2 separate regions of the Homo sapiens genome follow, and region 2 is linked to region 1. The links are chromatin contacts, found by Hi-C in ENCODE. All regions are on one chromosome and are shown on one strand. Each heading gives the region's core, a stretch centred on a gene start or an enhancer-like site at or near the end of the contact. The rest is flanking DNA. Distances are from core to core; before and after follow the strand shown. Region 1 holds the start of TTC6 (tetratricopeptide repeat domain 6). Region 2 has its middle 140 kb from the start of SSTR1.

Region 1 (7,233 bases), core at 567-3,066:
AGCGCCAACTTTTTTGTGCACTATAAAAGCTATTACTATCCATAAATTGTTACTCTCGGTAGAAAATAACCTAGTCTTGCTCGGTGTTATTGAAGAGCCAAGAGGGTATTGGAGAATCACCTCCAGAAGGAACAAGGAAGCTCATTAGCACTGAAAGTCCCCCGGATCAGGCCCAGGAAGCTAAGCATCCGTATACTTTACAAATGGAACTAAAGTCAGCTACTAATGGGAACTTTGCACAAAAGAATTAGTTTCTGACACACAATTCGCAGATACATTTACACAAACTGATGGGACAACTTGCAGTCACAGGAGCAGGCTGCATTAGGGAGGGTTCCTGCCCTACTGAGTTCCAGGTGGATTTAATTTCACTCATTCCTTTCCTTATGATGTGACGTTTCTACCCCCCCACCCTTTTTGTAAAAAAAAAAAAAAAAAATGTAATCCAATGCTTTTATCTTTTTTTATTTCCTTAACTGCACATCTTCACCCTCTCTGCTCCCCTGCTGACTTAAGAGATTTGTTTGGTTCAGGGATTTAAAGTGATTCTCTTGCCAGATTTCAAGTAAAAGAGATTTAAAAGAACAAAGCACAGGGAAAAAGGTATCTGTTTGGAAGACAAGTTAAAACACATTTCTTAAAATGAGATTAATAACATTTTAAAAACTTTGCAAAACAAGAAGATTTTGCGGATTCTTAATTACTTTAGATTTTATTTTATTGTTACTTAAGGAAACCTAGTGGTTCTACAGGCAGTACAACAAACACATGGTCACAGACACTCAGAAACACACACAGTCACACATGCTCAGAAATATACAAACGGTCACACACTCAAAACACACGCACCATCTCCCAATCTATCACCAACTAATTGCCTATCACCCGGTCACTTCAGTTGTTCTCTCTCCCAGGACAAGTGGGCAACCACCACCCAGGGCCTCATGAGAGTAAAGAGACTTTGCGTTGGGAAGACTCTCCCACCGACGTCCAGGACCGATTAGGAACCAAGCGAGCCCCTGAGATCTCAGCCCGGACCCTCCGGGTCACAGACAGGACCAAGCGCCGCTGCGGGCAGTCTCGGGCTTCTGCCTGGCATCTCTTTCGCAGTGCAGATGCGTTCCCGCGCCCAGGCCCTTGCTCTCCCAGCTAACGCGCGTGTTATGGGAGATGTCCCCTCCCCCTGACCTTTTCCTATCAGAAACCAGACGGTCGTCTCCAGCTCACTCCCTGAAGCGGCTGAAGGGGGGCGGGAGGAGGAGCCCGGCAGGGGGAGGACGGCCCGACTTGGGTCCGCCTGCCCTATCACACAGACATCTGCTCTCAGTTTCTTCCTCTTTGTGGTCGCTACAGATGACAAGGGGAGAGGAGCGGACCGAGGCGGAACAAAAAAAAAAAGTTATGTCATAAAGATATAAACCGGTGCTGTGACTCACCTGCTCTTAGCCGCAGGTACGAGTTTCGTGGCAGCGCCTCCGCTCTGCTAGCCCGGGGCCCGGGTCGGCCTAACGTCACTTGGCTCGGCTGACTCAGATGACCCGGTTTCTAGTGACGAAGCAAAAGTGGGGCTTTTTCCCTTTTCTAGTCTGAAGCTCTCAGGAGGAAAGAAAAAAAAAAGTCTGTATTCTCCAGTCTCCCGGGGTTGAACTTTGGGTCAGGAATCAGGAGGGAGGAAGCAAAGAGCAGGAGGGGCGCGAGACTGGGCCGCAGCCCGCGCTCGGAAGGTGGCGTGTACCTCTGGGGAGGGACCCCGGGGTCAGTTATCCCACAAGGTCTCTAAGCCCAGTCTCCGACGCCACCGCCCCCGGCCTTCTCCGGCTGCGAGGTTCCGATCCAGAGCCCTAGCCCGCCCGCCCGCCTGGCCCCGCCTATTTTTTCTTTTTCCAAAGGGGGTTACACCCCCTCCCTCCCCATTTCCCTCTTTCCCTAGCCTCCGGGCCTAAACCAATTACACTGCTTTGCAAACAAAGTGAGGGCCCCGCTTGGGGGAGGGGTCGCGGGGGAGGGGTCGCGCGCAGCGGTGAAGCGGCGGGGCGGGAGGCGCGGCGGCCGGACTGGCGGGCGGCCGCCTTGCAGGTGCACCTCGGGCTTTGTAGGTGCGAGCGTCTTTGTGCGGCGGACAAATGGGGAGAGGACGAGGAGGTGGGCACTCAAGCGACGTAAGATCCACATCAGCTCAACTGCACTTGCCTCGCAGAGGCAGCCCGCTCACTTCCCGCGGAGGCGCTCCCCGGCGCCGCGCTCCGCGGCAGCCGCCTGCCCCCGGCGCTGCCCCCGCCCGCCGCGCCGCCGCCGCCGCCGCGCACGCCGCGCCCCGCAGCTCTGGGCTTCCTCTTCGCCCGGGTGGCGTTGGGCCCGCGCGGGCGCTCGGGTGACTGCAGCTGCTCAGCTCCCCTCCCCCGCCCCGCGCCGCGCGGCCGCCCGTCGCTTCGCACAGGGCTGGATGGTTGTATTGGGCAGGGTGGCTCCAGGATGTTAGGAACTGTGAAGATGGAAGGGCATGAAACCAGCGACTGGAACAGCTACTACGCAGACACGCAGGAGGTGAGAGGCAAGGCGAGGCGGGCGGCCGGTGGGGCGCCGCTGGAGCCCGTGCCGGGGGAGGCCGGGGAGCGGTGGGCGCCAGGCAAGGCAGGCAGGCGGGCCGGGGGCGCCTTCTCGGTGCCACCGCTGCCCGCCCGCCGGTGTGGCCCCGGCCGGGCCTTGGCCGGGCCTGGAAGCGGGACCTGCTGCCCTGCTCTGTCCCGACTCTCGCAGCCGGAGAGGGAGTTTTAGGAAACTCCGGGCTTTGAAAACAGCGGCTCTAGGAAGCGCTTGCCTCTTCCCAGCAGCGAGCGGGAGCAGGAGCCGGGCCCGGGGTGCAGCGGGCGGGCGAGCGCCGGTGCGAGTTGGAAGCAACTCTGAGAAAGCCGGAGCATACCCACAAGGCGACCTCTTCGTCCCACCGTTTAATTCGCAGACGTCTTCTGATTAAAGCGCTCTGCCGCCAAGTTGGGTGTCTCAATAATGAAACGATTTCTAAATTTTGTAAAACTTGTTCTTCAAAAGCCCTATTTGGGGAGAAGTGTGCTCCTTCTCTAAAACCGCTGGGTGGCGCTAGTGCGACCAAAATCTTCTTCACAACTCTGGGCCGAGAACCTGTTTCTCTTCATTGTCCCCTTGGTGGCACGTTCATGGGGGTTATTTTTACAATGTGCACAAAAGGATTACAGGGAAAACCAGTTACAGGGAGGACTACCACCTATTAAAAGTATTTTTCTGGAAACAGCTGGCGATTACCCTCCAAAAGTTTAATTACCATTATTGAAAACGCGTATTGGAACTGCCTTGGATAATCTTGGGAAGAGGGAAAGAAAATAAAGCCCCAAGGTAAAAAATACTTTTAAGACGTGGACAGAAAAATATAGGATCACGTAATATTTTGATGGTAACTGACTTATTTAGATTTATGTATTCACAAGTTTACCTCTGAGTTTATTTGCATACCATAGTTTACTGGGTGTTCCTATTTAAATCTATTTGTTCTCATATTTTCAAATTGAGTCATACTTGCTGATTAAAATAAACTTAAGGACATCATTATTCCTTATTAAATTACCAGAGGAGTGCTTTTTAATATGCCTAGGTTTTGTATGTTTAAAATACTGTACCTAATGCATTCCCACATCGCTATTGATAAGGATTTTCGCTTGTTGATGATTTTAAAAGGAGCTCAGAGGTCTTCCAGAGATTTAATTCTGACGCAGTCATCTCGACCCCACCATTCAATTAAGACCCCTAGCGAAAGTACTTTCTTACATGTTAAAGCTGAGAATTAGGAAATACAATAGCATTAAGAGAAAATAAGTAGAATTTGATTTTCGAATTTTAAATTATTCAAGACTACTCACGGAATCTCAAAGCCAGGCGTTGAAATCATCGGCAGCAACATCAGCATGTGAAAAAAAAAAAAGATTTATTTTGACAAACTGTGTCACCAAATTTTTCAAACAGGGGACTGTAAAGTGGTGACAAAATTAATGCGAGTTTCTAAATAGCTTGCAAAGGTGTACATGTAAAGTCATGTTAAAATAAAATGCATATAGCACTTTGAGATTATTATAGCACCCCCTCCCAGCCCTTTCTGTTATGGATCTACTTTTAGTTTTATTTTTCCAAAACTTATTTAACTCTGAGTTTGCTTCCCTTTTAACATTACAGTTGCTACAAGCAGGTAGAAAACACTACTTCTAAATACAATAAACAACAAAAAGTCACCATAGGCAAAAACCCCTAGGACAATAAAGCCACTTGTTGGGAAACAGATGATTCAGGGGGTCCCATGTCCATAGGTGATTTGCTCTATCAACGATTTCCCCCCAAAGGGCGCTTTGCCGAGGCTGGTTGGGGTGGAGACTTGGGATACCGCCTGGCGTGGATGGAGGAGGCGATGAGGGGGCCCTGGAAGCCAGCCCCTGAGCCTGGCGTGTAAGGCGATTACACATCTTCCTGGGGTCATATTTTCTGTGAGCGTTTATCTTTCATGCCTGCCGCGCTAGGATTTTCCCCCTGCCGTGCAAGACATCTTTGCTCGGTCTGGGGAGGGCGCTTAGCCATTTGCCCCGGGTGGGGGCGTCCCGTGTTCTGCAAAGTGCTCTGCACTTGCCCCCGGGTTAGGTCCCGGACGGCCGCCCTCCAGTGCCCACCACTAACCCCGCCCTCCGGGGCTTCTTCACTCGCTGTCTCCACTCCAGGCCTACTCCTCCGTCCCGGTCAGCAACATGAACTCAGGCCTGGGCTCCATGAACTCCATGAACACCTACATGACCATGAACACCATGACTACGAGCGGCAACATGACCCCGGCGTCCTTCAACATGTCCTATGCCAACCCGGGCCTAGGGGCCGGCCTGAGTCCCGGCGCAGTAGCCGGCATGCCGGGGGGCTCGGCGGGCGCCATGAACAGCATGACTGCGGCCGGCGTGACGGCCATGGGTACGGCGCTGAGCCCGAGCGGCATGGGCGCCATGGGTGCGCAGCAGGCGGCCTCCATGAATGGCCTGGGCCCCTACGCGGCCGCCATGAACCCGTGCATGAGCCCCATGGCGTACGCGCCGTCCAACCTGGGCCGCAGCCGCGCGGGCGGCGGCGGCGACGCCAAGACGTTCAAGCGCAGCTACCCGCACGCCAAGCCGCCCTACTCGTACATCTCGCTCATCACCATGGCCATCCAGCAGGCGCCCAGCAAGATGCTCACGCTGAGCGAGATCTACCAGTGGATCATGGACCTCTTCCCCTATTACCGGCAGAACCAGCAGCGCTGGCAGAACTCCATCCGCCACTCGCTGTCCTTCAATGACTGCTTCGTCAAGGTGGCACGCTCCCCGGACAAGCCGGGCAAGGGCTCCTACTGGACGCTGCACCCGGACTCCGGCAACATGTTCGAGAACGGCTGCTACTTGCGCCGCCAGAAGCGCTTCAAGTGCGAGAAGCAGCCGGGGGCCGGCGGCGGGGGCGGGAGCGGAAGCGGGGGCAGCGGCGCCAAGGGCGGCCCTGAGAGCCGCAAGGACCCCTCTGGCGCCTCTAACCCCAGCGCCGACTCGCCCCTCCATCGGGGTGTGCACGGGAAGACCGGCCAGCTAGAGGGCGCGCCGGCCCCCGGGCCCGCCGCCAGCCCCCAGACTCTGGACCACAGTGGGGCGACGGCGACAGGGGGCGCCTCGGAGTTGAAGACTCCAGCCTCCTCAACTGCGCCCCCCATAAGCTCCGGGCCCGGGGCGCTGGCCTCTGTGCCCGCCTCTCACCCGGCACACGGCTTGGCACCCCACGAGTCCCAGCTGCACCTGAAAGGGGACCCCCACTACTCCTTCAACCACCCGTTCTCCATCAACAACCTCATGTCCTCCTCGGAGCAGCAGCATAAGCTGGACTTCAAGGCATACGAACAGGCACTGCAATACTCGCCTTACGGCTCTACGTTGCCCGCCAGCCTGCCTCTAGGCAGCGCCTCGGTGACCACCAGGAGCCCCATCGAGCCCTCAGCCCTGGAGCCGGCGTACTACCAAGGTGTGTATTCCAGACCCGTCCTAAACACTTCCTAGCTCCCGGGACTGGGGGGTTTGTCTGGCATAGCCATGCTGGTAGCAAGAGAGAAAAAATCAACAGCAAACAAAACCACACAAACCAAACCGTCAACAGCATAATAAAATCCCAACAACTATTTTTATTTCATTTTTCATGCACAACCTTTCCCCCAGTGCAAAAGACTGTTACTTTATTATTGTATTCAAAATTCATTGTGTATATTACTACAAAGACAACCCCAAACCAATTTTTTTCCTGCGAAGTTTAATGATCCACAAGTGTATATATGAAATTCTCCTCCTTCCTTGCCCCCCTCTCTTTCTTCCCTCTTTCCCCTCCAGACATTCTAGTTTGTGGAGGGTTATTTAAAAAAACAAAAAAGGAAGATGGTCAAGTTTGTAAAATATTTGTTTGTGCTTTTTCCCCCTCCTTACCTGACCCCCTACGAGTTTACAGGTCTGTGGCAATACTCTTAACCATAAGAATTGAAATGGTGAAGAAACAAGTATACACTAGAGGCTCTTAAAAGTATTGAAAGACAATACTGCTGTTATATAGCAAGACATAAACAGATTATAAACATCAGAGCCATTTGCTTCTCAGTTTACATTTCTGATACATGCAGATAGCAGATGTCTTTAAATGAAATACATGTATATTGTGTATGGACTTAATTATGCACATGCTCAGATGTGTAGACATCCTCCGTATATTTACATAACATATAGAGGTAATAGATAGGTGATATACATGATACATTCTCAAGAGTTGCTTGACCGAAAGTTACAAGGACCCCAACCCCTTTGTCCTCTCTACCCACAGATGGCCCTGGGAATCAATTCCTCAGGAATTGCCCTCAAGAACTCTGCTTCTTGCTTTGCAGAGTGCCATGGTCATGTCATTCTGAGGTCACATAACACATAAAATTAGTTTCTATGAGTGTATACCATTTAAAGAATTTTTTTTTCAGTAAAAGGGAATATTACAATGTTGGAGGAGAGATAAGTTATAGGGAGCTGGATTTCAAAACGTGGTCCAAGATTCAAAAATCCTATTGATAGTGGCCATTTTAATCATTGCCATCGTGTGCTTGTTTCATCCAGTGTTATGCACTTTCCACAGTTGGACATGGTGTTAGTATAGCCAGACGGGTTTCATTATTATTTCTCT
Region 2 (6,806 bases), core at 2,921-5,420, 470 kb before region 1:
CCTAACCATGGAAATAATTGTAATGCTTTCAATAAAAGTTGTGATTATATAAATAAAGAGGTCTAGGAGATAATCTTTACAAATGGTCTGAAAGGACAATGCCACCAATGTTTTGGAGGGTCTCAGTATGTTCTCCTCTCATGGTTCAAGGCAGTTTAAGATTATTTTCAGAGATACCTGAAGCCATAGAACTGCTATTTTTTTACCCTCATATTAAAACAATAAATAAAGAACACCCTGAATCTGCAAATTAGATGGGCACACATGTCCTCGTGGGAAAATGATATAGAATGGCTGATACTGTAACACAGTTTGGTAATTTGATTAGTTTTCAAGCTTGAGAATGCACTTCCATTCAGGTTAAAAAGCAAGCTGCCAAGTGGGGTATACAAGCAGGCTGGCCTGGTTTTATTAACAGAAACTGTTATGTTTTAGATGACAGGGAAAATATTTTGTATATTATGCATGTGTATGTTTATTTTCATGTACATGGAAAATATCTAAATAATATGCACTATATCCTTTTAGTGATGTTGCAGTGAGGATCTTTGGGAGTCAAATGGTGATCTTTTAATTTTGTTTTTGCTTATTTTTATTTTCTAACTTCTGCAACACATATGTTTTGTTCTGTAGAAATAAAATGCTATTAAAAATAAAAATAAAATAGCAAAATCATAAAAGATAAATAAGAAAAAAAGTGGTGTACACTCTCAAAGAAAGGAAAGACAACATAAGAAAGTTATATGAATAAAATAGTTTAACCTTAAATGTGACAGACACTCATGTGTGTTGAGGAGAAAAATAGAATTAAAAAATCCTACAAAATTAAAAAATCCTATAAAAATCCTACAAAAGAAATAATTGGAGAAGCCATTTTTATATAAGTGATAGTAAACACTGAATTATTTTGAAAACATATAATGTAGACTAAATTACAGATACAGAGTATAATAATACCAGTGTATGAAGTACAATAAAAAGTTATACTTTAACAAAATTTAGGAAGTGAACTCTGGAAGATAGGAGTAAAAAGAGTGAGATTTTCTCATCTGTCATAAGGGAGAGCCAATAGCTTCTATCTAAAGATGATCAAATATAGGAACTTGTGGATATTTAAATGTTTGACTATATCCCAGGAAAAGCATAATCATGAAAATATGGAGAAGCAAAGAAGGGTTGATAATACACCAAAATTACTGTAGAAAATCAAGATACTTATAACAGTAGTAATCATAAGTTTTGGAATAGAGCTGAAGCAATAGTTGGTGGGAATTTATTGCATGTTATTTAAAAAAATTAAAAGTAAGTGAAGAAAATAGAAAAAAGTAAATGCAGAGCAAAGAATATCCTATGAAAAGTATTTTTAAAAGAAATAAAAGTAAAATTTATTTCTATAAAATAAATTAGGAATAATGAATAGGGGAATAATAATTAGCAAAAAAATGTTGAAAGCTCTCAATATAAATTTGAAATATCTGGATGAGGTCATAATGCTTTAAAAAAATAACTAAAATTAGCCCCAGAAAGATAAAATTGTACGATTACACTTAAGCATCTGGTCAAGCTCTGATAAGAATCTGATAAGAACTTACCCTCTAATGAAAAAAGTCCAGAATTGTTTTTAAAAATATAAAAGTTGAATATATCTGCAGGTAGGATAGATCATTTCAGTGTTAATTTATATTGTTCCAGAACTGAACAAGGGAAAGAAAGCCTCCAAGTCTTTTTTAAAGCAGTATAATATTGACACCCAAACTTGACAAACATAGCCCACAAGAAAGAATACAGACCCATCTCATTTATAATGAATAACAATGAAAACATTCTAAATAAAATGTAGCTAACCCATTTCAGTAGCACATTTAAAGATCAATACATCATAAACAAATAAGTAGGGTTTGTTCAGAAATAGAAGCATGATCTATGGAAATCAATAATAGAATATCATTAATATAATTCACTATAACAATAAGTAAAGGCAGAAAGTTTTCATTTCTGTAGATTAAAAAGTATCATTTAGGTAGCAAAATTTTAAAAATCCTGACTAAATCTGGAAAATACCCTCTATTGGTATACATTTAATAAAGGTAATTTACTAAAAGTTGTTGATGGTTAAACATCAACAACTTATTTATTAAAGTCAAGAACAAGATTTTTTTAAAGCTTTAATCTACACTATTCAGGAAGTGCCGATCAATCCAATTATCTAAGAGAAAAAAATAAAGGTTTTAGAGGAAAAGAGTTAGCAAAATTATCTACAGATGATACAATTGTATGCTTGTGAATCTTTAAAATCCTAGGGAATCAGAAAAAAAAAAGAAACCACAAAATAATTCACTCATCTAACTGCTACAAAATTTGTATACTAAAACTCCAGTAGCTTTCCTATATAAAAACTATAACCAATTCAAAAATAGTATAAGGAAAGATCCTATATACCAATACCAACACTCACGTGCACACAAATACATACATACAACCAAGTAACAAACAAGAAGTGGTGGGGAAAACAACATCACAATTTTCTTAGGGACGTGAAAAATATAAATAAATGGATATATATATATACATATATATATATACACCTTATTATTTGTTAAGAATACTCAATAGTAAATATTTCCATTTCCCATAAATTAATCTAAATATTTAGTGAAATATCATTTAGAATAACAACTTTTTGTAAAGAGACCAACTATTTTTACAGTTTAACTGAAAAAAAAGTAAATATGTGATGATAATACCCAGAACATTCTGAAAATGAATAGAAATGTGTATAGAGGCAGGTAGGAGAGTGTAGAGAAGCCAAGGTGTCCAGACTGTGGAATGGTTACAAAGAGTTCAAAAATACATATAAGCAGATATGAGAATTAGTACAGTAGTCCTCCCTTATCTAAGGGGGATACGTTCCAAGACCTCAGTAGATGCCTGAAACCTTGGATAGCACTAAACCTTATAAATACAGTACTATGTTTTTTCGCACATATCTATGATAAAGTTTAATTTTTGAATTAGGCAAGTAAGAGATTAACAACAACAACAATAATAATAAAGAACAATTATACAATATACCAGCATCACTACTCTTGCACTTTGGGGCCATTACGAAGAAACGTAAGGGTTACTTGAATAGAAACACCGTGATACTTGTGGAGTCTTAATTGAGGAGAGGGAGTCAAGTTGGTGGAACTGAGGGAAAGCAAAAAGAGAAAGCAGATAAGCTCTAAGTCTGCCTTTCTTCTTGGTCCAGGATATGTAGCCCTCCTGTGCAAATAACACAATCTTCCTGTACCCAGCTATCACCAGATCCTCAGCTGACTAAAATTTAAAAAAAGTTAGTTAGGATACTGCAATTTTGGCATTATTAGAACTGCACAAAGCCCTCCTCAGCACACAGCATAAGCACCATCCTATAAAATTCCCAGGAAGCCTTTGTCTCTTTGCAGTTAGCTCCTCTCTTGCTAACCTGTCTGTAACCACTCTTGCAACATATTTCCATACTTTCTCTATTAAATCTGCCTTTCTTTACCTACAGCTGTCTTGTAAATTATTCTTACCGCCACACCACTGGCCTCAAATAGTTGCTGATCACCCATGACAACACTGATGCAGACAAACCCCCAAATTGGTGCTCAATCCAGAGGGTTCTTGGCTTCATTCAGGAAATAATTCAAGAGACAGCAGTGAAAGAAAGCAAGTTTATTAAAGATTACAACAACAGTGTACAGCAAAATGGCTGTCCATAGACAGAGCGGGGCTCTCCCATAGGCAGAATTGCCCAGAGTAGCAGTGTACAGCAAAGTGGCTGCTCTATAGGCAGAGCAGGCCAGAGCAGTAGCAGCAGTCCCAAAAAGGAGGAGGAGGAGAAGGAGGAGCAGCATCAGCGTACAGCAACAGTAGCAGTGCAGAGTAGCAGTTCCTGTAGATTGGTAGCTAGCTATGTTTATACCCACTCTTAGCTGTATACTAATTAAGGAGTGAATTATTCAGAATTTTCTAGAAAATGGGTGAGGGAGTTCCAAAACCATATAAAATAACTGCTGGGTTGTTGTCATGGCATTTGTAAACTGTCATGGTGCTGGTGGGAGTGTCTTTATGCTAATGAGCAGTGAGAGCAACTAGAGATCACTTTTGTCACCATGTGGTGGTTTCCACCGGTTTCTTCACTGCATCCTGTTTTGATCATCAGGCTCGTGATTGGTGCTGGGAAAATAAGTCCCGTTCATCTCCTACCTGAATACTGCTGCAGTCAATCTGATAACCAAGAGGGCCACTGAGTGACTAAAGGGCAGGTAGACAGCCTGGATACGCTGGACAAAGGGAGGATTCTTGTCCAGTGTGGACAATGCAAGGCAGTGTGAGATTTTATCACACTATTCAGAACAGCATGCAACTAAAACATTATTTCCAGAAATTTCTATTTAATATTATCAAACCATGATTGACCTTGGGTAACTGAAAATGCAGAAAGCGAAACTACAGATAAGGGAGTATGGCCATATAAGCAAATGATGGAGAAAGGAAAGATATTTCAATACATTTTGATGAGACAACCAGTTAGCAATTTAAACTAAAAGTATAGCTGAATTATTCCCTCACTCTTTATACCAAAATAAATTCCAGCTGATTAATTTTGAAAGAAAAAAATGAAGCCATAACTGTAATAAAGAATATATCCCAATTTTTCAAAATTCTGAAGTTAAAGAACTTTTTTAAAATCAAAACTATAAAATCCACAACCCATAAATATATGTCGATAAATTAGTTCCTATGAAGATTTAAAACTTTTCTGTTGTTAGAACCAAATAGTATAAACAAGGACAAAAGTTTTTTAAAAAGTGGGGGAGAGAATATTTGCAATATATTGAAAGATAAAATACTATTTTCCTTAAAATATAAAACTCTCAGGCTAGGAGAAGTGGCTCATGCCTATAATCCCAACACTTCAGAAGGCTGAGGTTGGAGGATCACTTGAAGCCAGGAGTTCACGATCAGCCCTAACAACAAAGTGAGACCCCCATCTCTACAAAAAACAAAAATGACACAAAGCTTTATGTAGAAATTATATATGTGTATACGTTTTATATATATGCACATATATAAAACTTCTAGAAATCAATAAGAAAAATACCCCAAATCTTTTAGAAATATAATAGGCATTTCACAGAAAAATAAACACATATGGCTTATAAGCAGATGGAAGGATGCCCAATTCTTCTCATAAATAAATGCAAATTAAGGCAAAATAAAGATAGTATTTTTTAGCTGCCAAATTGGCAATAGTTTGATAGTATACAGCCTTGGCAAGTTCGTGAGGAAACAGGAATTATCACACACAGACAGTGAATGTACACATTATCACAACTTCTTTGGAAGGGAATTTGACAGTAACCATAAAAACTAAAAATGTGGATATCCTCCAACACAGAAATTTGATTTTGAGGAATGTATCCCATCGATACTCACATGAGTGCAACTGCAATGTACAAAAATGTTTTAAAGCATAGTTATATACATAAACAAACATTGGGAGCAACCTAAGTATAATCATAATTAGACTGTTAAGTGCATGAGACTCTATTTTCTGGGTGGTTTCACCACTTACTAGTTTTGAAACCCTGAACAAGCTTCCTCAGCACTCTTGCCCCAGGTTCCTCATCTGTAAAGCTGTGCCAAAAGAAATACTGTACATGTTTCATTGGATAGTTAAGAGTAAATGAGTGAACACATAAGTCAAAAGGCAAAAAATACACTTTAGCTTAAAGATCTTAACTTGGCTTTATTTGCAAGTCCAGAATCCAGCAACAATTCATTCTATAAAGTATAATATGTGTTCCAATGAGCTGAGTAGAATAAGTTGGCTTTATAGACAGAGAGCTGAAGAAAGCAGAAACAAAGAACAAAAAGCAGACATGTTATTTCAAAGTTACTTTCCTTGTAAGGTGCAAACAGGGAAATAAAACAATAGAAAAATGACCCATTAGTTAACTTCAGGTAATCCCAGGTTACTTTTTGTTGTAAGGATTAAAGGCAGAGGGAATTTCATTGCCATGCAGATTAAAACTAACCTATTTGGGAAATTTGGTTATCTCTCTCTCCTGATTTCTGGAAAGGACACATAACAACTCAGTTTCCATGTGGTGAGTAGAACCTCAGCATGACGGACTCCATTCTGGTTTTTAGTCTGATCTCTTGGGGTCTAGTGCAGGAGCTCAGTCCAAAATAAGGACCTCCTGTAATTTTTATTTAACACATATAAAGTGCTTATGACACAATATGTGTCTCATTTATATGTGTATATGTGTATATAAATTACATACATATACACATGTATATATGTATACATATGTAAAAGTATCTACACTAGTGTAATATTAAAAAATTATGTTAAAACAGTAAAAATTCATTCTTAATATGGAAGTATCTCTGAGATATATTGTTACATTCAAACAATAAGCCAAATAACAGAGTGGGTTGTGCTCTCATGTATGTTCAAAAAGATATGTATTCACATAAAGCTCCAAAATGATCCATGGGCAACTAAAGGTAATACACCTTTCCTACAAGATACATATGAAACTGCTTGACAGTTGTTGCCCATGTAGAAAGGGTCTGATATGATTTGACTGTGTTCCCACCCAAATCTCATCTTGAATTATAAGGCCCACCATTCCCATATGTTATGGGAGGAACCCGGTGGGAGGTAATTGAATCATGGGAAGGAATCTTTCCCATGCTGTTCTCATCATAGTGAATAAGTCTCTTGAGATCTGATAGTTTTAAATATGGGAGTTTCCCTGCACAAT

The links. Hi-C counts contacts between places; a loop is a spot of excess contacts on that map. Pooled maps may share reads with other maps.
Region 2: a pooled map shows a loop between it and region 1 (20-fold over the local background). The contact joins the enhancer-like site here to the promoter of TTC6 in region 1. A Hi-C loop is called at or near these places in 5 of 50 pooled maps.

Annotation. Positions count from the first base shown.
Region 1 is chr14:37,590,212-37,597,444 of GRCh38, reverse strand. It overlaps TTC6 (tetratricopeptide repeat domain 6), which reads right to left and starts at 1,816. Exons shown (of 33, transcript NM_001310135.5): 1 at 1,437-1,816. FOXA1 (forkhead box A1) reads left to right here and starts at 2,196. Exons shown (of 2, transcript NM_004496.5): 1 at 2,196-2,544; 2 at 4,734-7,233. The coding sequence starts at 2,473. The coding sequence ends at 6,080. RefSeq lists enhancers at 688-1,887, 1,401-2,260, 5,693-6,242.
Region 2 is chr14:38,062,620-38,069,425 of GRCh38, reverse strand. No RefSeq gene overlaps it. Among named protein-coding and RNA genes, the nearest start is that of SSTR1, 140 kb to the left of the region's middle. Within about 2 kb of position 4,170, at least 5 of the 41 ENCODE cell types and tissues checked have a DNase peak (open chromatin) inside an H3K27ac peak, as active enhancers do.